Linked DNA regions of Homo sapiens: regions 1, 2, 3, 4, 5 and 6 are each linked to region 7. The links are chromatin loops, found by intact Hi-C in ENCODE. Cell type or tissue: mammary epithelial cell. All regions are shown on one strand. Links, peaks and the distances in the headings refer to the core of each region. The heading gives the core; the rest is flanking DNA. Region 1 overlaps CFAP20DC-DT (CFAP20DC divergent transcript). Region 2 overlaps FHIT (fragile histidine triad diadenosine triphosphatase). Region 3 overlaps CFAP20DC-DT (CFAP20DC divergent transcript). Region 4 overlaps CFAP20DC (CFAP20 domain containing). Region 5 overlaps FAM3D (FAM3 metabolism regulating signaling molecule D). Region 6 overlaps CFAP20DC-DT (CFAP20DC divergent transcript). Region 7 overlaps CFAP20DC-DT (CFAP20DC divergent transcript).

Region 1 (4,307 bases), core at 147-4,146, 100 kb before region 7:
CAAAGTTGCTCTTATACTCTCTTTATACTTATTCATGCCCATCCATTCACAAATCTTCTTTATACTTAGTCAATAGCTCAGCAAATATTTACTAGGTACCCATCATGTGACAGGCACTGTGCTAGGCACCAGGGTTGGAACAGCAAACTCTTTCCCCACTAGGTTTTTGAGGTCATAGTGTAAGTAAGCAGATAGATATTAAATGATCACACAGTTAATTAGTCCATTGAGATTGTAATTAGGACCATGAAGTCACATACTGGTTCTTTAAACAACAGGGCCACATGATGAAGAAATATGGACTTGGTCCTTGAGTTATGGGCAATTACTGAAGGGTTTTCATTCAGAAGTGACATGATCAGATCTATTTTAGCAAAAGGTCACTCTGGTCACACTGAGGAGAGAGGATTTAAGTAAGGCAATGGCAGATGCTGAGGAATCAATGAGGAGTCTACTGCAGTGTTACCTCCCAATAAATACCATACTCCAGGTGACATATGACTGCGGCATGGTCTAGAGAAACAGCACTGGGGATGGTAAGAGTGACAGTAAGGATTATAATAATCAAGGCTGCCATTTGCTGTGCCACTCTCTGTGCTTAAGCAATTTCAATTATTGACTCATTTAATCCTCAGAATTCTAAAAGTAAGGTTCTAGTATTATCCCAATTTTATAATCAAGGAAACTGAGGCACAATGAGGTTCAGTGACCTGTCTGTGGTCACACATCTAGCAGCGATAAGAACCCAGACTCAGTCTTCAGGGCTTAAGCTCTTAACCCCTCCACAATCTTGCTAAATTGAATTAGATCTTCTGCTATGTGTTCAGGCAGCCACCTGGTTTTCCATGGTGCGGGCAATTTATTCATTCCCTGACCAGTCCTTTCACTGCAATTCAAGAGGTTAAATGCTTTCTCATGGATGAATTCAAGAGACCACCCTTCAGTGGGAATTCTGTCTGCCTTATTCTTATTTCCTATGCTCTTCCTAGTCTCAACTACAAAGGCATCTTGAAATTGCATGCGTTGACCTGTACTGAAAATTAGCTATGGAATGTCTTTGTATGAAATTCTTTTCTGTACAAACCGTGGGTCAAAGAACAGAGCTCAGTTGTGAATTCTGATGCCTCCATTTGAAAAGTTCTGTTAATGTTGAGAATAAATATGACTCATCAATCTTGGGCAGTGGAGGTGGGCTGAAGAAAATTGTTAATTTACAGGGTCACTTCACTATGGGAGCCTGAACAGAAATGTCATTTTAAAAGTTGTGACCCTATTACTGAATTTACTGTTTTAGATGGTGTGCTGTTAGACTGGACTCAATGGACCAGGGGCTTGGCTGACCCTATCCAGGTCAGACATTTGACCTGGTGGGCCAAGAGACTCACATGACCTATCTGCCATGTTCCTGATGGGATTAAGAGGCAGAGTGCAAGAGAAGTCTTCTGGCCAGGGAGCAGGAGAGGGAAGGGAGAAAACACTGGAGTGTCAGGCAGAGTGAGGGATAGCCAGTAACCTGTTACTAAGGCTTAGTTACTGAAAGGAGGTTCAGAGCCAGGAAGGTGGTTCTGACCTTCGAGAGAGACCAAATCTTCTGAAGAAGAGTGTTCACAACAGGAGGTCCATGATAGAACTGAGACACAAGAATGAAATAAAGCCCTGCTCGGGTAGCTGCCATAGACACTGTAGCTTGGTTACATTGGACATGGTGGTTCATTCACATAGTCAGTGGTTTTATATGTCAGAAACTATGGAAAGTTTTTGGGATTCAGAAATGAACCATGGCACCATTTCTGCCTGCAAGGAATTCACCAGGCTAAATGGTGGCAAGCGCTCCTTTCAGAGAATTAAAGCACACAGTCAAGGCAGGAATAATGGTAAAACAGACTTGATTCAAATCATATCCCACCCATCCTAGTGTCAGGGTAACTCTCAGATTACTCTGCAGCTAAGCAACCCTAAGTAAGATTAGAAGGAAGTAGGTTCCAGGTTCCAAACATTTCCCATTTGGTGTGGACAATATCTGCTACTCTGAAATGAAGTCAAGCCAGGACTCCGAAGCCACTCTCTCTCTCTGGAAGGAACTCCATGTTCCAGGAGGAGCCATGATTCTTGCCAGCTCCCTGTGACCCTGGCCTCCCAGGCAGCGCTGTCTCCACCTCTGGCTCCTGCTGCCCCCATCTGCCTCTCTGTGGTATCACAAGGCACCCACTAAATTCACCAGCAGAGCTAAGAACCTTCAATGTTCCAGCAGTGGGGCAGTGAGGCAGGTGAGCCATTGGGGAAATTTCTTGGGGTCCAGAGAGTAGACTTTTTAAGATATTAAATCTGGAGGGAATCATCTCCTCCAATATCCTGAAGCCCAAGGTCAAGAGAGAACATGAAGCAGAATAAGTTCTGTCCACGAATAAAACCACTTAGCAGAGGCTCTGACAATTCTAATAATGAACCTCTGGTTAGAGGCCATCTTACACACCCTGCTCTCATTCTTACCCATCCTCCCCACCAACTCCATTTTCCACCTACAAGCTGGAGTGATCTTAAAAGATAAATCAGATCATGCAAGACCCTATCTCTACCAAAAAAAAAAAAAAATTAGTCAGGTGTGGTAGTGCACACCTGTGGTCCCAGCTACTCCAGAGGCTGAGGAGGTTGGGGGATGGCTTGAGTCCAGGAGTTCAAGGCTGCGGTGTGCTATGATCTCACTACTGCACTCCAGCCTGGGTGACAGAGCGAGACCATGTCTCAAAAAGAAAAAAACAAACAACAGAAAGAAAACCCTCCAAATACCCAACACAACAATAACAGCAACAACAACAACAAAAATACTTAGAATAAAATCCAGACCCTGACCAGAGCCTACCTGGGCTGGCCTCAGCCGACCTTGCTGACTGCATCTCCTGCCCCTCCTCACAGCTCTGCAGCCATCCCATCTTTCTCTCTCGTCCTCCAGCATACCCACACCAAGCTGCTCCCACCTCAGCGCTCAGTATACTCAGCCCCTAAGGGGTTGGTTTTTCTTACCATTCGGCTCAATGTCACCTCCTCAGAAAGGGTCCCTCTTTGGTCTCACCGCCCAGCCACCACTATATTCCCCGTCACCTGGCTTCACATTTCTTTTTTCTTTCTTTTTTTTTTTTGAGACGGAGTCTTCCTCTGTCGCCCAGGCTAGAGTGCAGTGGCCCAATCTCGGCTTGCTGCAAGCTCTGCCTCGTGGGTTCATGCCATTCTCCTGCCTCAGCCTCCCGAGTAGCTGGGACTACAGGCGCCTGCCACCACGCCCGGCTAATTTTTTGTATTTTTAGTAGAGACAGGGTTTCACCATGTTAGCCAGGATGGTCTCAGTCTCCTGACCTCGTGATCCGCCTGCCTCTGGCTTCACATTTCTACAGATCCCTGCACTAGCTGAGATGATCTTATGTAATGATTTATTGTCTGCCTCTACTACAAGGGAACCCTGTGAAGGCAGGAAGGAGGACTCATGCAGCAGAGTATCCCAGCACCTGGACAATGCCTGGCATAGTAGGTGCTTCAGAATTTGTGGGATAAATGAAAGTACAGTCAGCCCTCGGTATCCATGCCTTCAGTTGCCGTGGATTCAACCAATCATCCATTGAAAAGATCTGGGAAAAAACTTGTATCTGTACTGAAAATGTAGACATTTTTTGCATGTCATTATTCCCTAAACAATACAGTATAAGAACTGTTCACATAGCATTAACATTGTATTAGGTATTATAAGTAATATAGAGATTATTTAAAGTATATGGGACACTCAGCCCCATGTGCTTAGGTTATATGCAAATACTACACCATTTTATATCCGGGACTTGAGTATGCATGGATTTTGGGATCCGAGGGAGGTCCTGGAACCAGTCTCCTGCTGATTCTGAGGGTTGGCTGTGTCATGAAATTACCACCGATTCCATTGAAATGAATGTTTTATGATAAGGTTTCAGTTTACAAGTTCTAGAAATGGACTATATAAAGAACAAAATAAAGAGGGAAGAAGAAAGTTGTCCGTGTAGTTGTTTTAATAAGAACTAAAATATATACTTATTAAGCCCCATCTATACAGGATATTTAACTCCATACTATGCAGAAAGAAAATTGTTTCTGCCAAAATTACAGAAATGTAGGCTTGATTTATAATAATGTAGAAACAGTTCCAATGAGTTGTTAAATCTTGTTTATTTCTGGGACTTCACTGAGTTTTCTTTTGCATGAAGTTATTATTTAAAGTTCTAGTTAGCGAATTAATGTCAATAATTTAAATGAATATCTTTGTGTGCAATTATCTTGGATTGGAA
Region 2 (4,307 bases), core at 139-4,138, 650 kb before region 7:
TTCTTTATACCGAATCTTCTTTTTCTTTTTGTAAGTCAGCTAGCTGTCCTTTGGCCATTCTCATTTGCATTCCTGATCATCAATTCTTCCCAACAAAGGGTCTTCTCAGAAAACAAAGAAGGATTCTAATCATGTATAACATAATTTTCCCATTAAACTTATGCTATTTTCTTCTTCTCAGAGCTCAGCACTTTTAGTATTTTTTTTAATTCTGAAGCTGTTTCAAACCGACAGAAGGGTAGCAAGAACTGCGGTATCCTTTCACCCTGATTATCCACCTTGCAACATTTTAATTCTCTTTCATTCAGAGAGATCAATATATAGATATTCCCTTTCAGATATGATGCTCCATCACTCTTCAGGTGTTTGATTACCTTCCCAAAACAAGAGCACTCTTCTCATTACTATTATAAAAACACTTCCAATCAGGAATCAACACTGATACAGCACTACCATTCAGTCCACAGGCCCCATTCACATTTTGCCAACTGTCTCAGTGATGACATTTTCTTTTTTGGTCCAGGATGCTATACAGAAACATACACTGCATTTAATTATTATTTTTCATCAGTTTCCTCCAATCTGGAATGGTTTTGTTTGTTTGTTTGTTTGTTGAGAGTCAGAGTCTCCCTCTGTCGCCCAGGCTGGAGTGCAGTGACGCGATCTTCAGCTCACTGCAACCTCCGCCTCCCAGCTTCTAAGCAATTCTCCTGCCTCAGCCTCTGGAGTAGCTGGGATTACAGGCACACACCTCCATGCCTGGCTAATTTTTTGTATTTTTAGTAGAGACGGAGTTTCACCATGTTGGCCAGGCTGGGCTTGAACTCCTAACCTCAGGTGATCCACCCGCCTCAGCCTCCCAAAGTGCTGGGATTACAGGCGTGAGCCACAGCACCCAGCCTGGAATGGATTTTTATTCTTTCCCTGTCTCGTGTTTTCCTGCCTTAAAGAGTATAGGTCTTTTTTTCCTGTAGGATGACTCTTTCTCTGGAGCTTCCACTGTTTCTTCATTATTAGACTCAAGTCATGTATTCTTCCATGCCATCTTGGCAGGAATTCCACAAAAACGCTGCTGAGCTCTTCTCAGCATATCACATCAGAAGGCAACCACACTGACCGTATCCCCACTTGATCACCTGGTCCAGTTGGTACTTGCCAGATCTCCCCATCATTCTTTGAGCATTTCTTTATATTCTGGTACAAAAAAGATGCTCCAGGATCATCTTATACTGTCCCTGTCCAGCCTTGGAATCAGCCACTTCTCCAAGCAGCTCTGGTTCCTGTCCGTGTAGAATGATTTTAGAAATCAAGATCTGGGTGCTTAGCATGCTTATTGTTCCTGTGATGTCAATGCTTTGAGACCCAGTCAACACAGAGCTAGGAAATATGTACATATAAGTCCACACAAACACACACTTATTATTATTTCCATATCTGGGTATGTGTATATGTTTACACATAAGCCACATGAATTCATATCAGTATCTTCAATTCAAATCTAAGTCTTTTCCCCCTTCCACATTTATAAATACCTTCTCTGACAGAAACTTGGTTCCCATTATCCTTAATATATATACTCATTTGTTCAATATTAGCCTTCACTGCCCACCACCTGCGTACATCTCATCCTCTGCTCTGCTTCCTCACACACTAGAAACACCACTGCCCCCATCCATGCAGCACCCCTCTCCCCACGTTGCCCTGCATGTTCAGTTACAGAGCAGGCTGCCATCACTACCCACCTCCACAAGACACCCCTCGCTCCTGCCTCCTCAGATGCTATCATTTCTCTCCAAGAAAGAAAGGGAAAAGGCTGGGCACGATGGCTCACACCTGTAATCCCAGCACTTTGGGAGGCCGAGGCAGGTGAATCACAAGGTCAGGAGTTTGAGACCATCGTGGCCAACATGGTGAAACCCCGTCTATACTAAAAATACAAAAAATTAGCCAGGCGTAGTGGCGGGCGCCTGTAATCCCAGCTACTTGGGAGGCTGAGGCAAGAGAATCACTGGAACCCAGGAGGTGGAGGTTGGAGTGAGCCGAGATCGCTCCACTGCACTCCAGCACTCCATCTCAAAAAAAAAAAAAAAAAAAAAAAAAGAAGGTGGGAAAAGGAAGGAAGATCACCATTTATGTCTTTTTGCTGATAGATGATGTGGGAAACTCCCATACACCTTTCACAGCAGTCACACATATGTTGAATGGGCAAACCATTCTTTGACATCTACTCACTCCCTTTTACTCTCTCTGCATTACTTACTTGTCTCCAAGGCTGTGTCTAAGCATAGTTGAAGACAGAAATCATTTAATAATATTCAGCTGAGCCAACTGGCCATAAAGCTGAGACTCCAATTAGGGGAACTGGAAGCTCTGGGCAGTGGTGTCAGGGGACCAGCAGGTGGCGCCCGTAAGTTCTACTCTAAACCTTTCTGTATCCAGGCTTGTTCACTACCTTCTTTCACCACCTGGTTTCTCTCTATCAGAGCTCTTTAAAAATATGTTAGCATTCACAGTTCCCAGTATCGCTGCAGACATAAATGTTGAGAAATGCATTCTTGTTTTCCTTCCCAAGGCACCAATAGTACAAAGACAAGCATAAAGCCCCTTAGGATACAAAAAAAAAAAAAAAAACCCAGCACTTTGCACAGCATAGTCATAAGTGACGTCACTCTGTAATCTTTAACAGGAGTGGTGTTTTCCACGCTCATAGGACAAACTGACTCTTGAATCTTTGTTAGGCCTCCCTGTCTAATCGATATGTAAGTTTCTCTAGGGAAAGAATAGGGTGGAATATTATTTGTATAATCTTGTCCTATGAAAATATGAAAGAGATTATTGGCAACATTTTTGATAACCTGGTGGAATAAAACTCCAAGCCCTGCCTAAGGTAAATTATCATAAATCTTATATGTCAGGAACGTGGTAGAGAGTTGCAGGTAGGCAGTGAAGTGGCCAGAATGTTTAAAAAAAAAAATATTCTGACCTGGAATCTGTGGCAGAGTGGAGAGAGTTGCGGTGACATATCTGATCTCATTAGTGCTTAAGGTTCCTCACGCAGAGATGGAGAAATGACAGTGTATCGCTCATTCCTGCCCTCTGAAGCCTTTCCATTAGAAATGCTGCAATTTAATCTCACATGTCACAAATCAAACCCCAACTTGAAAACTGCTTCCCCTGAAAAGGTGAACACATTCCATGCCTTGTGGAAGGAACTCCAGTGCCCCTCAGAGGAAGTGCTGTGTCCCCGATAGCAGCTGGTAATATCAGCTCCACATTTGAAAGGACCCCAGGCATCAGTATTCAGAGACTGCGATTGTTACATTAGCGTGACTTTTTGCAACTTATGTGACTTTGGGTGAGTTGTTGAAATTCCACTTGACTCAGTTTCTTTATTCACTAATTGAGCATAATCTCCACCATTCAGGGTGGTTGTGGGGATTAAAGGAGAGTTAAAAAAAAAAAAAATACTCAGCCGGGGAGCTAAGTACTTGATAAATAGAAGCTGTAACTTATTATTGCTTACTGTTACTTCCAGACTCTGAGCTAAGGGCTTTATATTGTTTACTTCCTTAATTCCCACAGAATTAGATAGATATTATAAAAAGCCATTTTGCAAAGAAGGAAACTGAGTCTTAGAGAAATTAGATAACATTGCTACATTATACAGCTAGAAAAATGGTACATTCCAAAGCTAATGAAATCTTTCTGTAATGTTACACTGCTACTTGTATATTGGAAATAAAATTTGTTATGCCTTACAATTGAGTATACTACTAAGAAGAATGGTCTGCATCTATATTCCTTTGTGAGAGAAGGCTGTAATTTTCCTCCCTTGTGATTTTTATGCCTGGTCCTAGTAACAGGGTTATACTGATTTACAGAATCTATGGGGAATAATCTCTTTTTTTCTATCATATGGAAGAGTTTGCATAAAATTGGAATGATGTCTTCCTTGAACATTGGGAAAAATTTGCGTGTAAAATCACCTGGTGTGATGTTTTCTTTGCAAAAAAAATTTTAACAATTACCTTAATTTATTTAATAGCCATAGGGCTATATAAACTTTTTGTTATTTCTTGGGTCCATTATGGTTAGTTATAAATTTTTAGGCATTTATACATTTCATCTAAATTTTTAAAAATTTTGACAGATAGTTGTTGACAATAGCCATTTATTATTTTAGTTGTAATAAATATTCACTTTTTCATTCAAAACATCTTCCTCTTTTAATCGATATTGTCAAAGGTTTATCTATTGGCTGGGCGTGGTGGCTCACACCTGTAATCCCAGCACTTTGGGAGGCCGAG
Region 3 (4,307 bases), core at 85-4,084, 360 kb before region 7:
TAAAAAAATGTAGAAAACCCTCCAAGCTGTGACCCTTTTTTAGAATTAAGACCTTTGAGAGAAAACAGTTTAATCCAATGTTCCCGGGGCTTGCTCAGCCAGGGAACCATTTTGTATCCTGGTTGTAGCAGTGTGACTGTGTGTGTGTGTGTGTGTGTGTGTGTGTGTGTGACAGAGTGAGAGAGAGAGAGAGAAAAAAAGAGAAAGAAAAAGAGGGAGAGAGAGCGCACGTATGCCTATGTACATGTGGTAGCCAATAACATTCCACAGACCCCACTCTGAAAACGTTCTCCCGGTAAACTGACTGCAGGAAACCTCCAGCCTGTCCTGCCTCAAGGCTCCCTGAGCTCTGAAATGCATTCTGCAGCTGGTACTACCCTCTGAGTACTGATGGCAGCTCCTGACTTGGAGGGTAGCCCCTAAAACAGGATGTCTTTCTCTGGCAGCAGAAAGGAAGGAAGTGGTCCACCTGAGCCTTGGGAATTGAGACTTTTGGGAACTGGGATGTGAAGGCTGAGAACGGGGAACCCAGATACCAGCCACAGTCCCATTTGCAGAGGCAACAGGATTTCTAACCAGGCCTCAGGCACTATTACTTGAGTTGTTAAGAGACAGCTGTCTTCACCTGATAGAGGTATTCACGAGGCCTGAAAATAAGCCCTTCTGGCAAAAATCCATCCTATACACCCATGAGGCACTTCCAAAATCCAAATGTTATAAAGAAAGTTTGACAGCACACAGGAAGCTGATATGTACACCTAACCTGTATTTTCTCATCCAAATGGGGTACCCAAAAGTGTGTCTGGAAATAGAGCACACAAGAGAGGAAGGAAAGTGGAGTAGGGACAAAGGAGAGAGGGGAGAGGGGGAGAGAACAACAGAGAGAGATCTAAGTTAAGGCTTCAGAACTGTGACACTCCGGCCAGTGCTGGCCATGAGACACCTGCTGAGGAAGGAAGCAAAGTGCCCTTTGCTTCTTTTTATTTTATTTTTAATTGATAAATAATAATTGTACATACTTATGGGGTATAACATGAAGTTACAATATGTACGATGTATAGAGGTCAAATCAAGATAATTCACATACATCAACTCAAACATCAATCATTTCTTTCTGTTGGGGATATTCAAAAGCCTCTCTTCTAGCTATCTAAAATATATAATAAATTACTGTTAGTTATAGTCATCCTACAGTGCCCTTTCTTCTGAGCCAGAGAAAAGAGACACACTCAAAAAAGACGTAAAATAACTCTGCTGAGATGAACATCTTGCATGCCCATTTGCTCTGCCAAACAGTCAAATCCCTCCAATAATTTAGAAATACAGGGTTATCTTGGGATATGGAGTGTGTCCCTACCACCAATCTGGACTCACCAACTGGGACTGTATTTTTGGTTTGGAATTAGCATGGACACAAGCTCAGAGGCAAAACTCACCATAAAAAAAAAAAATCCCATGGAGGCAAAGAATGGAACATCAAGAAAATGCTCTTACAAGCAGAACGTCAGACTAATGATGACGCTGGGATGAAACCAAGGAATATACAGTAGGAAATTCATTCAGACAATTAAGACACGAGGGCCATTAACTTAGTGACAGATTCCCACCCCTGGAGTTAACTGCTGTTTGCTAGCTGTGTGACTTTAGAAGTACTGCCAGACCTCTCTGGGCTTTATTTCCCTCATCAGTAAAGTGGTGATTAAAAGTTCCTACCCAGTAATGCTGCTGTGAGGTTTTAAGATTTTCTTAGAATAGCACCTGGCACATACTAGGCATTGAATAAATGATAGTTGTTATTATTGTTGCTGTTATTATTAATGTAATATGTAGTATGTTCTGCTAAGCAGGACAGAGGAAAATAGTAGCAGAATTAAATTCTAAGCAAAAGGGACAGGTTGGCATGTTTTTATTTGAGAGGACGAATCCCGCTGTGAGTTAACTCTTGGTGGCTTTTGTCTGGTGATGCTGAGTTACTTCTGGGACAATAAGCACGAGGCTGCTGCTATAGTCTCAAGATTCAACAGTAAATCACTGTGTATCCCTGCATCGTGTTGTTATTCTATGGATTAAACAAGATAATGCATGTAAAATGCTTAGCCCATAGTGGCATTTAATAAATAGCAGCTATTATTTCTGATATTCTCATTATCAATATCATTACAGCAATAATAATATTGTCACATACTAGCACCGAGTGATCCAATTTACAGTCTAACAATCATGCAGATGGAAGACTCAGCTGCAGCCTACCTGTTTTCCAAAAGGGGGTTAAAACTGATTTTCATCTTTTCCCTTTTTACGGTGAGATGATGAATATAAAAGTGTTTTGTAAATTCTAATGTATATTTCATCTTTTTTCTGAAAAATTAAAAAAATTAAAAGGCTCTCCCAATTTGTGGTCTCCAAGGTATTTTGCCTGCTACATTTTATTTTCAAAATGTTACCAGTACTTAATTCTCCCTGGTTCTCAGCAGTGGAAATGCTACGCCAATTGAAAGCCTCTGTCTGGAACACAAGAGAAATTCCGCCATCTGCTGGCCACTCGGAGAACTGCTCGGGAGAAGCTGCCCACAGACCCGTAACTACGGGGGTGGTAAAGGTGCAGGAAGGCTGACAGTCACCTGCCCGGTGGTTTGAGATCCAAGGGGGCATGGAGGACCCAGCCATCACTGTGGTCTCTGGAGGGTCACAGCTTGAATCCGTCTGCCATGCTCCTGCATGTGTGGCATCTGTCCCTGCCTGTCTCTCAGGACAACACCTGCCTTTGCAACTCTAGAAGCAGATGATAATTCAGAGACAGCAGGCCTGAGGTGCCAATCACTCTGTTCCTTGGCATTTTGCCCCATTCTTAGCCTGGCAGCACATCAAAGCCTGTTGCCTTCTGGCCTCTGCTGGAGGCTTAGGCCGCCACAGGCTCCAGGTCTCCTTGGCTATGTCCCTTCCTCTCCCCAGGGCCTCCACCATGTGTGAGACAATGCAGCCCACCAGGAATTGAGGCAGGGGCCACCCCCACTGAGCTGGGTGAACAGAGATGCTGTCCAACCCCAGGGCTTACTGCGCCAGGTTCCACCTCTCCTGGGCAGTGAGCAGCTCTTGTCAAGTCCTTATTTTATTTAATTTTATTTTTTATTTTTTTTCAGACGGAGTCTCGCTCTGTCACCCTGGAGTGCAGTGGCGCGATCTCGGCTCACTGCAAGCTCCGCCTCCTGGGTTCACGCCATTCTCCTGCCTCAGACTCCCGAGTAGCTGGGACTACAGGCGCCCGCCACCACGCCCGGCTAATTTTTTGTATTTTTAATAGAGACGGGGTTTCACCGTGTTAGTCAGGATGGTCTCGATCTCTTGACCTCGTGATCCGCCCACCTCGGCCTCCCAAAGTGCTGGGATTACAGGCGTGAGCCACCGCGCCCGGCCCAAGTCCTTATTTTAAACACACATTTCAACACAGAGAAAGCCTCACACACAATGGAAGGCTCTTAGCACCTAGGAAGAGGACTCTAGGAGACTGCTTCTGAGCCAAATGCATTAATGTGTAGACCATACAGAAGCTGACCCATGTTGAGCACTTACCATATGCCAGGCATTGTCACATGTGTTTTCATGGATTAAGGCATTTAATCCTTACAACAACTCTCTGAAGAAGATACAATTACTATCCTTATTTTACAGGTGAGAAAACTGAGGCACAGACAGTCCCAGCAGCTTACACAAGGATTTCTAGCTTGCCACTGGTGGAGCTGGGACTTGAACCCAGGCTGCCTGGCTCCAGAATTCACATTTCCAATCCCTATGTTTGATCTAAATACTTAATTTAACATGGAAAGACCAAACACAGTAATACTCCTTATGCACAATTTTGCTTTCATGGTTCCAGTTACCCAAAGTCAATTGGAAGTCAGAAGATATTCAATGGAGAACTCCAGAAATAAACAATTCATCAATTTTAAATTGCATGCTCTCTGAGTGTGATGAAATCCTGCTCTGTCCTGCCTGGGATGTGAATCCTCCCTTTGTCCAGTGTGTCTGCACTGTCCACACTCCCTGCCCATTAGTCACTTGGCAGCGAGTTTGTTTATTAGATCGACTGCCAAGGGACTGCGTGCTTGTGTTCACGGAACCTGTATTGTACTTATTAAAAGCCCCAAAGCATAAGAGTAGTGATGCTGGGATATTGTTGTAATTGTTCCATTTTTATTATTGTTGTCATTAATTTCTTACTGTGCCTAATTTATATTAAACTTTATCATAGACATGTATGTATAGGAAAAAAATATAGTATATATAGGTATACAGGGTTTTGTACCATT
Region 4 (4,307 bases), core at 76-4,075, 210 kb after region 7:
ATTTTAGTAACATTTAATTTTTTTTAAGCTTCTTGGAATTAATAAGTTAATTCTTATTTTTCATCATTTAATTTAAATCCATTTTCCTTTTTCCCCCTATCAAGTTTTCTTTTATACTTTCTCACTGGGTGATGTCTTTTTATGATTGAATTTCCAGTCAGTGACCTTAATTTGAGTTCCAAACTGTGATATTTTTCATATATTATTCACCTAAATATCAACTCAGTTGGTATCTCTTGAGGTTTCTGTTCCAGAAACTCTCCAAATGGGCCTTCCTGTTTGTGGAGGGGAACACACTCTACTCTCATCCCTGGAACAAAACCTTCTGTGTTGTTCTTCACATCCTGTATGCCCTCCAATTGCCACCCACTCTCTGCCTCCATTTCTGTTCATCTGAATTTTCAACCTCTCAAATCTTCCCGATTCTCCTTGAGTGCCCACTGTCTCATGACTTGACAGGCCCTGAAATATTTCCAGTTTCCCCTGACTTCAAGTTGGAGGGCCTCCATCAGCATTTCCAAATCTCTTCATAGTCCCCTGTCTACCTTGGTAAAGATTTTATTTCCAGATCTTACTATCAGGTTATTGTTTCCTTTATTTAAAAAATTAACACAAGCATTACTGTCTTTACCATGATCATGCTCAGATTCCCTGACTCCAGCTAGATTCGACTGCTAAAGATTTTGACTGGAATTTGAAGCTGAAACATCTCTTCTTCACCACCACACCTCTGCCTTAAGCTTTATCCATACCCACTCCTGGCCATCTCAGTAATCTCATGCAGATGGAGGGTATTGTAGTATCAACCTAAATAACAGAGAGAGCCTCGCTAAAAGAAAAGATGTTTATTTGGGAATGAAGCATTGCAATGAGAATATACATATGCCATGGTAAAGTATGTGTGTTTTCAGAGAGATAAAGGAAGACAAAAGTTTTTAAAGGAAGAAATGAAGGAGATTACATAATTGTTTTGAAATAATTATCTCTGGCTGCAAGATCAAGGGTGACACCAGTTCAAGGTTGGACAGGCAGTTTCTGGGCAGATGTTCTTGCAGAGTTTTTTTATTCCATATGGTTGTGATGGCCTTCATGCAAGGTTGTGGTTTCTGTAGAGCCTGTTTAATTATGAGGCATACAAGCATAAGCAAGCATAAGAACCCTCTCTCTTTGTGGCCTTCCCGTGCTCTGTCAGGTTCTTTTTTTTTTTTTTTTTTTTTTTTACATTAGTGACTCCCTTTTGGCTCTGACAGTTTTCATGGCAACAGTAAATAGAATACACTGCAAAAGAGCAAAGGAAGAAAATTCAGATGTAGTATTTCTATACTAAATTTTCAGAGTTGAAACTGTATTTTCTAGTGTGTCAATTGCCAACTACCACCAGGTACAATCCCTGAAGTCCTGTTAAGATCTATTAAGACCCTTTTTGAGTCAGCTCTAGTGATTCACTGTAACAGTCCAAGGAGAGGGCCAAGAGTCCATTTAATTGTGCAAGATCTATAACTCCAGGCCTGGATACCATCATTATGGTATTAGTTGTCCCAGGCTTGAGTCTTTAGGCCCCTTTGTCTATCCCTCACTCCTTTCGTTTAACAAGCATGGCTGGATATGTGACTCTTGTTACATTCAGATAGTCAGTGAAGGTCTCCTGTTACTCAGTGGGCCTCTGTTGACACTGCCACTGTCCCCACCCTATCTTAGCTCCTTGTCTGAAGCCTGGAGCAGCCTCCTTGCTGCTATCTCTAGTCGGCATTTTTCAAGGCCATTTGGCTGCCTGTTTGTCTTATGGCTTCTTGCCTGGCCTCCCAGACATCACTGGCTTCTAATTTTCCACCACATAAAGCATATGTTCCACTGACCTTGTTCAAGTCTCCCATAATCTGTGTGTTCACAATAACATCCACTCTTACCATACTTACAGATCTGCAGCTCTATCACATTTAAATACCAGGACTGCTGATCTGCTTTCTTCTCTTCCTCTAGCATCACTGGATCTCCCTCTCATGTCTGTCTGCTAATAAACTTTCCCTAGGTGTCTCAGTCCTCATCAGTGAAGATGATGGTAACAGAGGTTAATGTGCAGGAGTTTGGAGTTTAACTGTCCACCAGCTGTGTGAGTTTGGACAAAGGACTTAACCTCTGTGTGCCTTAATTTCTTCCACAGAAAATGAAGTTAGTAATAATACCAAATAATCCACAAGTCTCCATAATTTTTAATGGCTAGCATTTATTTCTTGCTCATGACATGTGGGCAATAGGTAGACTGCATCTTTGTTCTTTTTCATTCTACGGTGCAGAGTGAAGAGTAGCTCCTGTTTCTGGGACACGTCATCATCAGGGCCAGTATCGTGATGAGAGTTTCTGTTGAGTCATGTCTGCTCAGTTCCACTGACTAATGTCTATCACATGGCTTACCCTAGAGTCACAGGGTGGGGCTATATCCTCCTCCACAAAGATAGGAGCAGGGGCTGTTTGTGATTAATAATGTAGTCAACCATGCTGCCTCATAGGATTATTGTGAAGTATAAATTAGTTAATAGGCATGAGAGCTTAAAAGGGTTCCTGGCACATGGTAAGGACGCAGTAAAGCATCAGTTGTTTTGTTAAGTCTGTGGCATGTTCTATGCTAAGTACTGTATGGGTGGGTGTCATATAGTTTAATCCCATGAGTTTGATATTGTTATCACCCATTTACAAACGAGTAAACTTAGGCTTACAGAGGATAGCTAAATTCTCCACAGTCATATACAGTTTGCAAGGAACAAAATGGGCATTTAAAACAGACCTATGAGACTTCAGAATCTTTGCTCCTAATCTTTTACTACTTCAGAAGACATGTATTGAGAGGGTCCCTCCTAAACTTAATGAGCTTATTTCACTGCTGCTACTGCAGTCTGTACCACTTCTGCAGAATCTGCCATGACCTTGAAGGACTTGCCCGTAGACAGCTGTCTACCCCACAGCTACCAAAGTCCAAAGACTTTGGTTACAGTAACCTTCAAGCTTGGGCTAGTGCTTTTGATCACTTTATTCAAATCACAGAGGCCAACTCTGTGGAAGACTGACTGTGGACTCTGAAGCTCTCAATCCCACTTTTGGAGAGTAGGATAAATTTACGTACTGTCTTGACCTTGCCTTCTATGGGATCTTATTTGTCTAATTCTTTGCTGGACCCCCCTATACCCACTCCCCAAGGCAGAAGACAGACCCTACAGTCTGTACATTGCTATCGAGAGTTACTTATTTGTCCCTCTTCCTGTATCTCATTAGTGTACAAATGGTAGAATAAGACATGTGGGCATTTACAGTCTTACAAGACTAGACCTGTTTACTTTCAAGGCTTAGAGGTCCTTAAAATAATTTTTTGATCCTCACATTCATTCTTCCAAGCCCAGGGCAGAGCAGCCCTTCCACTTTGTACTTGGTAGTATCTCTTCCATGAGGTTGTGAGCTTCATGAGAGTAGAAGGCCATGTTTCATGACACTTCTGCATTTCTCTACAATGCCTATGAGCTTGAGGCCATCATTAGAGGCTTCTAGAGAGAATATGCAGAATCAATTAGTACAGCCTTTGTCTTTGGGAAGCTAACAATCTAGGAGTGCTGTCTCTCAACTCTTAAATGGCGACATTGTTTTCCTCACTGAATTGTCATGAGGATTCAGATTTCAAAGGAGGCAGTATAGTGAAGTGGTAAGAGCATGTTCTAGAGCCAGATCCCAGCTCATTACTTACTATGTTTAACATTTGTGCTTCCATTTTTCTCATCTATAGGGTAGAGATAATAATATTAATAGTACTTATTTCACAAGTTTTTTAATGAGGATTAAATGAGTTAGTACAAGTATTGGGCACATAGAATTAAATAAATGTTAGCCATTGTAAATAACAAAATAATACATCTGAAAGTGTTGCAGGACTTTTCCTTAGTTCAGCTAAAGACAGCGTCCTTGTCTGTCCCAGGGACATGAAAATTTAGGCTCACAGAAAGTTTGAAGGGTGAGTAAAGCAGGAGTTTTTTGGGTGAAAAGGGGAAACAGTAATCCTCCACAAGGCCAGAGTCCCTCCTGGAGTGCTTCCCACCACAGCTTGAATCCCAGATTCCACACAGGAAGAGGAGGGGCCAGGCTCCTCCCGGCTGCAAAAGGTGCGAACCTCTGTGGCTCCACCCCGGTGTGCGCTCTTCCCAGTGGGCATGCCTGTTGGAGAACCCCTCCCACCTGGCTGTCTCAAAAGCATCTAGAATTACCTAGAACAATGCTACTCAAAGTTGCCATTACAGTGAGATAAGGAACTTGGGCCACAATATAAA
Region 5 (4,307 bases), core at 113-4,112, 570 kb after region 7:
ATGAGGATGTGGGGACAACCAATGACAGTGCAAGATCACATGCTGAGTATACACCTTCATTCATTCATTCAACAAATACAGGCAGCAGCTACTGTGGGCCAGGCTCTGTACAGGACACTGGGGGTCAGCCAAGAACTAGAAAGGCCCTGGCTTCACAGCCTCCGTAGGTATCCGTGAGGCTCACAAACAATCTCAATGTGGTGAGCCTCTCTGGAGGGGCAGGAAGCACAGCTATGGGAGCTGGGATGCAGAGCTGGGATGCAGAACAGGGGACAGACCCCGGGTGGTTCAGGGGAGGCTTCCAGAGGGAGCTGATGGCCAGCTAAGGCCTGAAGGATTGTGGGCGCTGGCCAGGAGAAAATTGGGGAAGGCTCTTTCCAGGCAGGGGCAACACAGTGCAGGGAGGAGAAGGGAAAGGGAGGGAGAGAGGTTTGCAGGGCAACATAGAGAGGCAAGGCTGGGGACAGCAGCAAGGCCAGAGGATGAGGAGCTAGCAAGCCTGCTAAGAAGTGTGACTGGAAGCCGAGAGCAGTAGGGAGCCACGGAAAGGCTTTGAGCAGTGTGTGAGGGGCCAGGCATGCACTCCAGAAACCTCCCTCCAGCTTGGAGTAGGGGGGCTGGAGGCAGGGAGACCACAAGGGAATCCATGGCCTTGATAACCCTGCATCTCCTGCAGGACACACACTTAAACAGGAGGCCAGAGGGCCGCCAAGCCTGAAGTAGGGACACGTTTCAGGAGGGAGTGGACTTACAGGGTCAGGTAAGGACCAGGTGGTCTAGCCCCAGCCAGACCTCCTCTCTGCCTCTGTTCTTAGAAAACAGAGTTTTCTAAGAACTGGCTGTAAGGGCCACTTCTGGGACAAAGGTCAGGGCAAGTTGGGGAAAAGGTGTAAGGGATGCTCAGGAAGGAACTTGTCGAGCTTGTGTGTGGCAGGACCACATGAGCACACTTAGGAAGGAACAGGGTAGGATGGGAGCCCCGGCCTTGCCAGCTCCAAGCCCCTGCACTTCACTCCAGAGAAAGCCTTTTCTCGCTCTGCCAAGAAACCCTAATGGGTCAGGGGAGAAGTCGAGGCCTGGAGCAGTGATGGGGCTGTTCCTGGACAGATGGGAGTCAGAGGACAGCCCTGGCCAACTTCCTAGGAGCCCAGGAAGGGCCAGGGCAGGGAGTGGCAGGAGGCTGAGTGCAGCCGTTCCTCTGCAGCTTTGAGGAGGGCCCAGGCCTGTTCCACTCCAGCCTCAATGAAGTGGCATCCCTCCTGCAGGGAGGGTGTGCCCAGGCTGGTCTCAGAGCGCTCTTTTGTGCATGCCAGACCCCAGAAGACTGTAGGAGCCTCAGCATACATCAACACTCCCATCCATCTGCCCTCACCCCACAGCGAGGGCAGGCAGGAAATGGCACAGGCTGCAGCTGACCTGGCTGAAACCTGCTGACTTTCTCCCCTAAATGGGTCGCACCTGAGAAAAGCTTTTTGAATATTCTCCAATGAGATGGCCCCAGACTAGGCCTCTTTCCCTGCTTCTCACAAAGCCAAAAGGATGAAAATAACCATCAATGGCAATAAGAACTAGCATTTATTGGGCACTTACTGTGCCTTTTCATTTAACCCCATCACTGTGTTAGGATGGAGCTATGCTCAATATCCCCATTTCCCAGGTAAGAAACTAAGGCTCAAAGAGGTTAAGCAGGCTGGGTGCAGTGGCTCATGCCTGTAATCCCAGCACTTTGAGAGGCTGAGGTGGGCAGATCTCTTGAGCTCAGGAGTTCAAGAACAGCCTGAGTAACAGTGAACCACCCCCCGAATCCGCCCCGTCTCTACAAAAAGTAAAAAAATTAGCTGGGTGTGGTGGCGCACACCTGTAGTCCCAGCTAAGGCTGAGGTGGGAGGATTGCTTGAGCCTGGGAGGTCGAGGTTGCAGTCAGCCAAGCTCACACCACTGCACTCCAGCCTGGACTGCAGAGAGACCCTGTCCAAAAAAAAAAAAGAGGTTAAGCAACTTGCCCAAGGTCACACAGCCTATAAAACCACCTACGTTTGAACCTGGATCGAGTCAACTGCAGGTCTTAATCATTCACCTGAACTACCTCCCTAGACTAGAAATGTCTCAACCACACATACAGCACCTACTGTATACATGCGTGCTATGTATGCCAGATGTGGGGAAGCCCAACAAATCATGTAAGGGGCTCAGTGTCCTCATCTATATGACCAAGAACAACACAAGGATTGCTAAGGATCCAGTAGTCTTTAACCTTTAGTGGGGCAGAGAGTCCTCAGGATCTTCCAGCTATGCTGGCCGCCACCCCCACCCCCAACACTCTCCAATTGCAGAATCATTCACAAGCGCACGCGATCACAAAAGCAGCCCCATGGGTTCATAGACTCCTTCCAAGAGCCCCAGGTGAAGCATTCCGTTCACGCTACGTGGCTCCCGAGAATCCTGGAGGGGCTGCTAAGCGAGCCTGCTCGCGCCACCTGGACAGCCTAGGCCTGGTCCCCACCCTCCTCCGTAAGCCTCGGAGCTGCCATCCCCTCTGCAACGCCTCCATCTAGCGGCGGAGAGCGCGAACTGTAACGTTCCTCCAGAAGACTCGGTTCCCTGGAGGGCTTGGCCTTCGGCCACCTCCTCCCACAAAACCCACAAACGCAATCCAGGTTACTGGACCCTGGGAAACTGAGTACCGCTTAGCCCAACACAAATCCCTTTGCCTTCAAGAGGTGGAGGACTCCAGTTGTAGGTTTTCTATTTAGGTGGGAATAATAATGACGACTGTCATTTTGATTTTGATTTTGCAGCTAAAATTCATCTTGTATGACTACTATTAATATTTTAAATGTATCTCCTTTAGTTCCCACAACCCATTGTACAGATGCAAAAATTGAGGTCAAAATGCTAAGTCCTGCGTTAGAAACTGGTAGGACAGAACACCGACTCAGACTGAGTAGACTCAGTTCGATTCCAGAGATGTCCTCAGCCATTACGTTCTTGAACCTCTCAGATGAGCCCAGCCATTCCTGGAAACCTACTTTAGTCCTGCGTGCTCTTTATAGGACCTGATTTCATTAGATTCTTATTCTGTTTTTAGATCTTAGACTACAGATTAGGCATTTTCAGCAGAACGACAGGCAGAATGACACGTGTTACAGGGGATAATCGTTCTCCTCTTAACCCCTAGGAACCACGGGAGCTGTGCTGGGACAGAAGGCATTTGACATGTACTCTGGAGGTAGGTGCCTCTGCTGACACTGAAGTCACAGTCGGGGGTGCGGTGCAGAGGGCTGAGCCTCTTCATGTGGCAAGGGACCTGGTGGCTCGAGGTACCTGGTGCTTCTTTCCACAGGAGGCACCCAGGAAGAGGTGCGGTGGGGGGTTGAGGGTGTCCTGCTGCTTTCGAAACTCCTTCTGGCCATCTCAGTTGGGATCTCCCAGACTCAGATCCTGAGACAGGGATTCAAGTGCAATGCTTTATTTAAGAAGTGAGCTCAGGAAACGTCAGATGGGCAGCTGGAACCCTGTCCTCAGCCCAGGGCTTCATAAGACCCCACCCGGCCCTCCTCCATCTCCATCCCAACTCATGGGTGAGCAGTCCGCAGAGCTAGGAGTGTGCTGACCTGGAGTCTGCATCAGGGCCCACGCAGGTCTCTTACCAGGTGTGCCCCACCCCCAGGCTTCTGACACTCCCCCAGGATGGAGGGGTGACCAGGGGCTGGCTGTTGCTTGATGGGAGGGTGCTGTGGATGGAGCCTGGATGGGCCCACTGAAGTGCCCACATGCGGTGTGCAAGGTCCCTCCTCCTGGTACAGGATAGAGCTGAGGACAGGGGCAACAGGAGATGGGGACAGGCCAGGGGCTGAGGACCAGACATTCTGCCTGGAGTCCTACTGATGTTCAGCGTGGCCTGGGGCCAGGTTTATGGAAAACGTCCAGTCTCCGGTGTCAGAGACTACTGGCGGCATGACCTGAAGCAAGTGATGCCTCTTGAGCCTCAGTTTCTTCATCTGTGACATAGAGGCAGCTATAGTTTCCACTCCATAAAATTGATGTGAAGATTAGATAACCTGAAATAATTGGTGGAAGGGTATCCAGCCTGACTGGTGGAGGGGTCCAGGCAAGCTATGTTAGTCTTCTCCCTTCCCTCCTCTTCCCCTTCGCTCCCCTCTTCCCTCATTCCGTCCAGATGACTCAGAAGCAAGGAAATCATCTGTCAGAATGAAAAGGAAAAAAAGCGTAAAGATGAAACTAAGCTTTAAAATGCCTTATGATAAACTTGAATGTAGCCACGGCTGATGGGGACCCAGAAACAG
Region 6 (4,307 bases), core at 213-4,212, 210 kb before region 7:
ACTCATCATACATGCCATCTCTGCAGCAAAGCCCACTCAAGCTGGCTTAAGTAAACAGAGGGTGATGTGAGAATACACTGAGAACCTCATGAAACCCAGCAGCAGAGGCTCTGTTGGGTTCCGGATTGCAGAACCTGGTTCATTCTAGGAACTACCTATCTGGAGTCCACGCAACTTTTTGTTGTTGTTTATGTTTGGCACATATATGTTCAGGGAAAATGAGTGTGTCTTGGATAGGCTGGGTACCAGCCCTGGTGAGTCGGGGCATGAGGGACAGGAGGCAAACAATATGTCCATGTCCTAATCCCTGGACCTGTGAATACATTAGGCTACATGGCACAGGGAATCAGCTTGGAGATGGAATTGAAGTTAATTGGTTGGCTTTATTATCCTGGATTATGCGTATGGGCCCGACGTAATCACAAGAGTCCTTAAAAATGGAAGAGAAAGGAGTGTCGGTCCAAGGGAGATGTGACTGCGGAAGAAAGGCATGCAGAGATCCAACATTGCTGTCTTCAAAGATGGAGAAAGGGGCTGTAAGCCCAGGAAAAGGCAGGCAGCTGCTAGAAGCCAGAAAAGGTAAGAAATGGCCTCCAGAAAGGAAGGTAGCCCTGCCAACACCTTGATTTTAGCACAGTGAGACTCACTCACATCAGACTCCAAGACTATAAGATAATAAATGTCTGCAGTTTTAAGCCACGAAGTCTCAGATAATGTGTTTCAGCAGCCATGGGAAACCAACACAGGGGATGGGGAGGCAAAGAGACATGGGGGTGGTCCCGTCTGGGGATGGTTTTAACCCTCATTGCTCACTCCTTCCTGTGTGAGTATGACTGGAGACACCCAGGTGCGTGCGTCTTTCAAGCAACCTTCTCGGCCACTTGAGGGCTTTTCTCACAACTTAACTGCAAAATACAAAGGTAAGAGTGCTGCATTTCATGACACAGGTTGAGCCCTCTAAATGACAGAGACAAAACCAAAACAACAAAGCCTCTGCTTCTGATTTAAGTAGCTGAAGTTCTTCAGGCCCAAAGTGCCCAGAAAAACAGCTTTTCTTCTTTTTCACCTTGCCTAATGGTCAGATGTTGAAAAACCCTAATGGTGATGGCTAATGTCAGAATCCCTTTTCTCTCTTCTGTCTTCATCCTGGGATCAGTGAGATTGGATGTGGGTAAGCAAAGGCTTACAGACATGGGAGGACGGAGCTCAGGGATGACCCTCACCAGCCCGGCCAAGTGCTTGGACAAAACGTCCAGATGATTTTCTTTAATCGGTGCAGTTTAAACATGAAAACAGACTGAATGGAGGAGAGAGTTTGCTGCTCTCTGACCTTGGCTGTGTGTTTTTCTTCATCTCCTGTCAAGTTCAGCACCAAGAACAAACAATCACCGATGAGCTGGAACATGAGAATGCAAAGGCTAGGCAGCAATGAGGTAACTCCGACGTGAGGCTGAATCGAATCCTAGAAAATGCAGCTTCTCTGTAACTGCCCAGGGGAAGATGGACTTGTGTCCAGAGAGTTTTAAAGTTATATGGAAGGACTGAGCTGTGGGAGCTGTGTATTCTCTGTGTGAGCTATGTGATCCTGGGCAGGTTATTTAACCCCAGGAGCCTGGTCCATCGTTCATGGCGGGTGGTAAAAGCTGCCCTACAGAATGGTGGTAAGGAGCTCTGGGAGGGCTTCTCTGCCACAAAGCCCACTCCAGCTGGCTCAAGTAAAGACAGAGTGGTGTGAGGATACACTGACAACCTCATAAAACCCAAGAGCAGAGGCTCTGATGAGTTCTGGATTGCAGAACCTGGTTCATTCTAGGAAATACCTACATGGAATCCACAAAGATTTTTGTTGTTTTGTTTTAAACTTAATCTCTTAATAGATTTTTTAAAACTGAGATATAATTTACATACAATAAAGTATCTAAATCATGAAATTCACAAGTTCAGTGAATTTTTATATATGAATACAAAACGTAACGACCACCCCACACCAAGATATTAATAGATATATAGATCAGGAGTCAGCAAACTCAGGCCTACAGGCTAAATCTGGTCTGCTACTGGTTTTGTGGTTTCATCAGAACACCACCACGCCTATTGTTTATGTCTTGTCTATGACTGTGTGAGTAGTTGCCCCAGAGACCTGGCAGTTTCCAAGCCTAAAATCATCAGCAGCTAGCCCTTTAAGAAACAGTAACCCTCTCCCTGATAGACAGCCTGCCCAGCACTGCCTTCTCTACCCAGCTGGTACCCTCCCAGATAACTCTTTTCACCTATGTTATTGTAGGTTAATTTTGCTTGTTTTCAAGCTTTGTATAAATGGAATGTTATAGTTCTTATTCCTTATTCTCTCCACGACGTGTCTGTGAGACGCAGCCACATTGCGTGGCACTCTCTCAAGTACCCCCTTCATGCAACTCAGTTACAGGCCAGGCATTTTCTCCTCTCTGTCCAGCATGCTGGCTTGCTCCCCTCATTCACTCTCAGGCACCTCCTGACACTGTCCCTTACAGCCTCGGGGATGCCCTTGGGCCCTCTCTCTACAGTAGCGGTTCTTGATTCTTTCTCTCTCTTAATCATCTATTGCTGAACCATGAATGCCCCTGGAAATCCCATCAGAACGAGGGACCCACTTCTCAGATAAATGCATAGGTAGTGAAATGCTTATCTAAAGATCAAGCTTTGTTGTTGATTTAACATTTTTTTCTCCCTGCGTTGGTGAGTGAAGCTTCAGAAATCCACCTTGAATTCACAAAGCTTTGACTCACGTAAAAAAAGAAAGCGGGGGAGAGAGAAAACCCTGTTACCACTTTGGGTTTTACTCAAAAGGGTATGTGAAGCACAGGTATTCCTGCGATGGGGACAAGGAGAAGGAAGATAGCATGCTTTGCATTTTGAGATCCTGTCCCCTGGAAGATAAAAGGACGGGACTCCAGGTCCACATTACACCAGACACCAGGACGAGCACCGACCCAGCCCCTGTGGTGCCCTGGAGCACTGAGATCTTGTGCCAGCTCTAAGACACTATTTCAGTTCTCCGTCCAGGAACCACACAGGCCTCATTCCATCAGGACAGCGATGACATCTGCTGTTGACTGAGGAGACCAGGCTTTGACCTAGACGCAGCATGGCACCAGGGAGCGTCAGTAGCGGTGGATTGATCGGTTTCCAGTTTTCTTGGCTTGAGTATGGGAACTGGAGGGAGCCCCTTAGCACCGCGGAACCTCAGAGTTCTTGGATTACTCATGGGTAAGGGGGTCCTGAAAGGGTGATAGTGAAACTTGTGCTAAGGAGTGGAGCAAGTAATCAGTGAATAAGCTGTGTGACCCGACTTGCACCTCAAATTTGTGAATCTGCTCATACCATTTATACATACAAACCCCAAATCTCACAAAGATTTGAAATGGGTTTGTGGACCCCAGGCTAAAAATCTCAGTTTAATAATCTATCCTTTCTGCTTCAGCTGTCACTGAAAATTAGCGGGGCCTTTTTGCACTTAGGTAAAATCCCCAAGAGAAAGTAATTGGCCAAGCTAATATTTTAATTAGGTCACCAAAATCCCAGCCTGGCTGGTCTGTGGGTCAGCTGTTAGTAGGTCAAGCTTGCAACCCTAGAAGCAGGCACGTGTGGGCCGGGCACGGTGGCTCACGCCTGTAATCCCAGCACTTTGGGAGGCCGAGACGGGCGGATCATGAGGTCAGGAGATCGAGACCATCCTGGTTAACGCGGTGAAACCCCGTCTCTACTAAAAATACAAAAAATTAGCCTGTCTTGGTGGCGGGACCTGTAGTCCCAGCTACTCGGGAGGCTGAGGCGAGAGAATGGTGTGAACCCAGGAGGTGGAGCTTGCAGTGAGCCGAGATTGCACCACTGCACTCCAGTCTGGGCAACAGAGCGAGACTCGGTCACAAAAAAAACAAAAAAAAAGAAGCAGGCACGTGTGACCTCAAAGGTGGTCCCTGGGCAGTGGGGCTGGGGCAGTTTCCTTTAGATGGAGGTGTGAGCAGGACAGGCACTGTGACTCTCCAAGGAGTTTTAGAGATGATTGAGGAAGCTACAGGCAACTCTCTGTATCAGTAGGCTTCTCATCCATGAATTCAACCAACCACAGACGGAAAATATTCAGAAAAATAATCCCACAAAACTCCAAAAGCAAAACTTGATTTTGCTGCACACCAGGTACTCCACTGAATCCATGAGAATGAAATAATATGTAGGGTTGTATTTGGGATTAGAAGTAGTCCAGAGATGATTTAAAGTATATGGAAGGATGTGCATAGGTTACATGCACCTACTACATCGTTTTATGT
Region 7 (4,307 bases), core at 167-4,166:
AAAAAACTAAAACAAAATAAACTAAAATGGTAGCACAGGTGCTAGGGAGAGTCTGTTTGGTCATTAATTGATCCAAATATTTTTAGTTACTTGCATTGTGCTTTCATGATAGAGAGGTCATCAGTTGACTGGGTTAATTTAGTCCAAGAATTGGCTTACCCAAAAACAGAAAGAAAGAAGAGTGATACTAGCTATTTTATTGAATTGTAGTCAGATAGGTGTCAGCCCTTTAGCTGTGGTTACAGAATGCTGAATAGGGATGGACACTACTATGAAAATGGTAACTTCAGGATTCAAATCAATATTCATGTGTATGTAGCAAGGCAACCCTTAGAAATTGGACACTGTTGAGTTGAAGTTGATTTTTAAATGTTAAATCCATAAATGCATATGACCATTTACATTTTAAAACTTTTGCCTTTAAATGCTAAAATCTGGTATCTGTAACAAGATGATGTTGAGAAACTTCCTATTAAATTGCTTTGACTATTTCAGTTTGCACAGGACAAGCTATTTTTTCTTTTCTAATTATAAACATAACATATTCTCATTGTAAATAATTTGAACAGTACAGAAGTGTCAAAAAGCAGAAAGAAATCTCCCATAATCATACCATCCAGAGGCAATGGCATTGTTCATTTAGGCATATTTTCTTCTCATCTTTTTCCTTACATTTTAAACATAGATAAAATTATGATGAGCCATTCACACATCCTGAGGCTGATGTTACCATTTTCTTTGTACTTACTTTCTTATATAAGAGGCAACCCTTCATATTTTCAGATGTTGTTAATTAAAAATCATGATAGTATATAATTAGAAAGATTCATGGAAGGCCGGACACAGTGGCTCAAGCCTGTAATCCCAGCACTTTGGGAGGCCGAGACCAGTGGATCACCTGAGGTCAGGAGTTCAAGACCAGCCTGGCCAACATAGTGAAACCCCGTCTCTACTAAAAATACAAAAAATTAGCCAGGTGTGGTGGCAGCCACCTGTAATCCCAGCTACTAGGGAGGCTGAGGCAGGAGACTCGCTTGAACCTGGGAGGCAGACGTTGCAGTAAGCCAAGATCATGCCATTGCACTCCAGCCTGGGCAACAAGAGCAAAACTTCATCTCAAAAAAAAAGAAAAGAAAAGAAAAAACAAAAAAGATTCATGGGAAAACTCTGAAATCTGAAATCTGAAATGCACGGTGTTAACAAGAGAGTATCAATAAACTCCTAGCTGTTTACCATGTCAATTCCACACTTGAGAAATCTGACATTGAACATGTATTTCTGTATCTATGCAACTATAACCAAAAACAAATATATCTCCAAAGAAGTTTCAGACAAGTATTTCATGTATGTCTTGCTCTTTCCTTGCATGGTCTATGTAAGATGATTCATTAGCAATAAGCTTTCAGGATAAAGGGCTTTTTGTTATTGTTATTGATTCGGTTGTATGTGTGACTTTTTAAAGAATTAGTTAGAAAGGACAACACATACATATTTTTTCCAGTGAAAATCTAATACCTCAACAGTACCAATTTGGGGGCCTAAATAACATCTAGAGGATGATCGTGTCTTCCTCCTTAGAGCCAGAGTGTAATTAAGCCCCAAAACAATAACCCCAGTCCAGGAAAGCAGGAAAGAAAGTTGGGAATAAGCCAGCTGTACCCCAGATGTTAAGGCTGGGAACATTCCAGAGCTCTGCATCTGCAGGCATCTACTGCCAAACCTGTCCCATCTGTAACAAAGGTGATAAACTCCTCCCTCAGAGGAGAGAACATTTGGAAAAGGTAAGGCAATATTCCTTAGTCAGTTTTTCAACATGCTGGCAACTTCTTCCTCTGTGAACTTTCTGTTTATTCACTTGTACTAAGAAAGGTGTGAAGAGAATCCAGGAATTCAAGAATTGAACTAGGGTGCTAATAAAATTCAAAAGAAAAAGCAAATTACCAGGACATATAATGGTTGGAAAGAACATTGTTCTGTTCCTTTTCTTCCTCCCCACCAACCCCAAGCAATAAATAAGATACAACAGTGCACCCTTCTGGTTGAAATACAGAACTGACACTCAGATAAGGGTCTAGTTACTAGTCTGTAGTTGTGTGGGGAGAACTTCAACAAAAGAGTTCCTAGTTTCCTCATATAGCAAGACAGTTCATAGCAATTACTTCACTTGCAGCCTTTTTTAAAGTAAAGAATGCCAGAGATTTTCAAATACATAAACCTGTTTCCATAAGGGATCTTTTTGGCTCTGAATGAGGCAAACACGGTACCAAAGAAAACTGCAGAAATCTACGATGCTGTATTGATTTAATATAGGTATCTGGATCCCCATTCCACTGACTTTCTTGGAGCTTTCCCTTGAGGACTTGAAGGTGATAAATACTCATTAAGTATTTTTTAATATACTAATCAGGCAAGATTACCAATTTCTGAAAATGGTCCTCAGTAAAATCTGATAACCTACTGTATTTTGTCACAAGTACAATAGCTCTGGAACTTTCAATAAAGGGACTCCAAGTATTGTACGATGAAAAAGCAAGTAAGAAAATGCCTAGCCCTTCTTGTTACAAATCCAACCAAATGTATTAACAACAGCATGGAGTTTATGAGCAACAGAATCTGGTCTACATAGGTCTGGTTGTTATCCTTATTATCCTGCAAGGGAAGGACACCATTAATTACTACTAGAAAACTCTGAATACTTGCCCTGATGAAACCGTGCAAGGAAATTCACAAACAGCTTTGTGGGAAAAAGGCTGCTTCCAGCCCACCTGCCCACTTCTGCAATCTGTAGGTGATGGAGGGCACAAAGGGAGATCATGGAGCATCTCCGAAGAACAAAGGAGAGCGTTTCAGAAAGTCACAGTCCTATTTTTGGAAGTAGCTATAGGTATGCTGCCACCTACTTTCAAAAAGTTAAAGGGCAATGAGGACACTACTTCCTGAAGAGTCATTAATAATGTGAAAGGTCCACTTCCTCCCTAACCCAAATGAAAATAATACAGACAGCATAGTAAGCCTTCCTTCTCTTTAGGCCTGCCCAGAATAAACCTTAGTATGTTCACGGCATGTATTCCTTCACATATTATACTTTTTTGGTGATATAAATGAAAATATCAAAAGTCTAAAGACAAGATTGTAAAAAGACAGAAATACTTACAAAACATGAAGTATCACAAAAAATAATCATGTTTCACACCCCTATAGGAGTGTCTATGGCCATCCTACTACCCTTAGCCACCTTACACAACTCTCTCTGAGAACTGTTTTCTGCCTTGACCACAATCCCTTAGAATTAAGGAAGGTAAGAATCAACGTTCCAGTAAATGGAAACCCTTTCTTTGACACTAAATTGACATTATGCTATACTTTGAAATGCACGTTTGCCACAAGCAGCACCCCAAAGTATAGTGCATTATACGATCTGTTCAGGTCAACAATTCATGTGACAAACAACACCCTAACAGCAAAACTGTATGACTCAATGTTAGCAAAATTAAATTTTAAACATTGACCAAAGTTTGAGGACATTCCTGTAAGAAGTCCAGGCGCACCAGTTTAGAACCACCATATTGATCATATATAAAGAGAAAGGCTTATTAAACATTCTAGAGCTAAAAATAGTCTCAAAGAATTGACTGCTGATTTACAAAAAGAGATATTAGGCTGGAACTCTTTGCAAATATCACTCAGCCACAGGAAATCAATGAAAGCAGGAAAGAAGGTCTCTCCTAAAATCTACACCAAAAGAAAAAAACAGTTTCTTAAGACACTTTTGGGATTCAATTTTCCACAATAAATCATCTCACCTATAAAGATTACTGCCAGCAAGTCCAAGCCAAGCAGATATCAGACACTATAATGCTAGCATAAAAATGTATCACGGTGCAATGGTAGGAAGCAAAGTTCATCTGACAAAAGATCCAGACTTCATAAGGATATCAGCAGGATGTAATCAGAGAAGAAGGAGGAAGAGAGACTTCCTGAAGACATGAAAGCCTCTGCTCCCTGGCTTATAAGGGCAGTAGAAAAAAAAAACACATTTAAAGCTGAAAAATGCAGCCAAAGAGAGCAATCAAGAGTTAATGCTTATTGAAACAGCGATGAAACTTAGAACCATGAAAAAAGCAAAGAAGGTTTCAAGAGCAGATAACCTGCATCTCCAAATCTTCAGAATGCAGGCAGTGAAAGTATTCATATATTATAAAACACCCTGCCTATCTCAGAAACACCTGCATCCAAGGGCAACAAACCTGAAGTGGTGTCCATAGCAAGTGAAAGCTGAAAAAGAGCATCAAAAAATAGCAAGCCGG

The links. Hi-C counts contacts between places; a loop is a spot of excess contacts. Peaks named below come from ENCODE experiments on the same cell type or tissue, not always from the same donor. Only the 100,000 strongest peaks of a DNase experiment are listed, where the experiment ranks them.
Region 1: a loop joins it to region 7, with 10 times the contacts of the local background. A loop is called at or near these places in 4 of 110 quality-filtered maps.
Region 2: a loop joins it to region 7, with 19 times the contacts of the local background. A loop is called at or near these places in 61 of 110 quality-filtered maps.
Region 3: a loop joins it to region 7, with 9 times the contacts of the local background. A loop is called at or near these places in 37 of 110 quality-filtered maps.
Region 4: it touches region 7 in a loop (9-fold over the local background); 12 of 110 quality-filtered maps call a loop at or near these places.
Region 5: a loop joins it to region 7, with 8 times the contacts of the local background. A loop is called at or near these places in 8 of 110 quality-filtered maps.
Region 6: it touches region 7 in a loop (4-fold over the local background); 4 of 110 quality-filtered maps call a loop at or near these places.

Annotation. Positions count from the first base shown.
Region 1 is chr3:59,311,414-59,315,720 of GRCh38, reverse strand. All of the region lies in intron 4 of CFAP20DC-DT (CFAP20DC divergent transcript), which reads right to left. Among named protein-coding and RNA genes, the nearest start is that of CFAP20DC-DT, 230 kb to the right of the region's middle. In mammary epithelial cell, for the core only: a CTCF peak has its summit at 2,176; no DNase peak of the experiment used is centred there.
Region 2 is chr3:59,856,030-59,860,336 of GRCh38, reverse strand. All of the region lies in intron 8 of FHIT (fragile histidine triad diadenosine triphosphatase), which reads left to right. All of the region lies in intron 1 of LOC105377113 (a long non-coding RNA gene), which reads right to left. Among named protein-coding and RNA genes, the nearest start is that of MIR548BB, 760 kb to the left of the region's middle. In mammary epithelial cell, for the core only: a CTCF peak has its summit at 2,402 (motif pointing right); a DNase peak (open chromatin) is centred at 2,486.
Region 3 is chr3:59,573,835-59,578,141 of GRCh38, reverse strand. All of the region lies in intron 6 of CFAP20DC-DT (CFAP20DC divergent transcript), which reads right to left. Among named protein-coding and RNA genes, the nearest start is that of CFAP20DC-DT, 490 kb to the right of the region's middle. RefSeq lists a silencer at 2,405-2,699. In mammary epithelial cell, for the core only: a CTCF peak has its summit at 2,538 (motif pointing left); DNase peaks (open chromatin) are centred at 2,541 and 4,051; H3K27ac peaks cover 433 bases.
Region 4 is chr3:58,996,757-59,001,063 of GRCh38, reverse strand. The region is part of intron 4 of CFAP20DC (CFAP20 domain containing); the gene reads left to right. All of the region lies in intron 2 of CFAP20DC-AS1 (CFAP20DC antisense RNA 1), which reads right to left. Among named protein-coding and RNA genes, the nearest start is that of CFAP20DC, 51 kb to the left of the region's middle. RefSeq lists an enhancer at 1,887-3,086. In mammary epithelial cell, for the core only: no CTCF peak of the experiment used is centred there; DNase peaks (open chromatin) are centred at 1,113, 1,573 and 2,393; H3K27ac peaks cover 4,000 bases.
Region 5 is chr3:58,639,049-58,643,355 of GRCh38, reverse strand. It overlaps FAM3D (FAM3 metabolism regulating signaling molecule D), which reads left to right. Exons shown (of 10, transcript NM_138805.3): 7 at 3,179-3,229. Among named protein-coding and RNA genes, the nearest start is that of FAM3D, 26 kb to the left of the region's middle. RefSeq lists enhancers at 1,924-2,424, 2,425-2,925 and a silencer at 2,463-2,622. In mammary epithelial cell, for the core only: a CTCF peak has its summit at 2,556 (motif pointing left); a DNase peak (open chromatin) is centred at 2,515.
Region 6 is chr3:59,422,652-59,426,958 of GRCh38, reverse strand. The region is part of intron 5 of CFAP20DC-DT (CFAP20DC divergent transcript); the gene reads right to left. Among named protein-coding and RNA genes, the nearest start is that of CFAP20DC-DT, 340 kb to the right of the region's middle. RefSeq lists a silencer at 2,056-2,175. In mammary epithelial cell, for the core only: no CTCF peak of the experiment used is centred there; DNase peaks (open chromatin) are centred at 1,418 and 2,108; H3K27ac peaks cover 1,096 bases.
Region 7 is chr3:59,210,050-59,214,356 of GRCh38, reverse strand. The region is part of intron 4 of CFAP20DC-DT (CFAP20DC divergent transcript); the gene reads right to left. Among named protein-coding and RNA genes, the nearest start is that of CFAP20DC-DT, 130 kb to the right of the region's middle. In mammary epithelial cell, for the core only: a CTCF peak has its summit at 2,028; a DNase peak (open chromatin) is centred at 2,026; H3K27ac peaks cover 900 bases.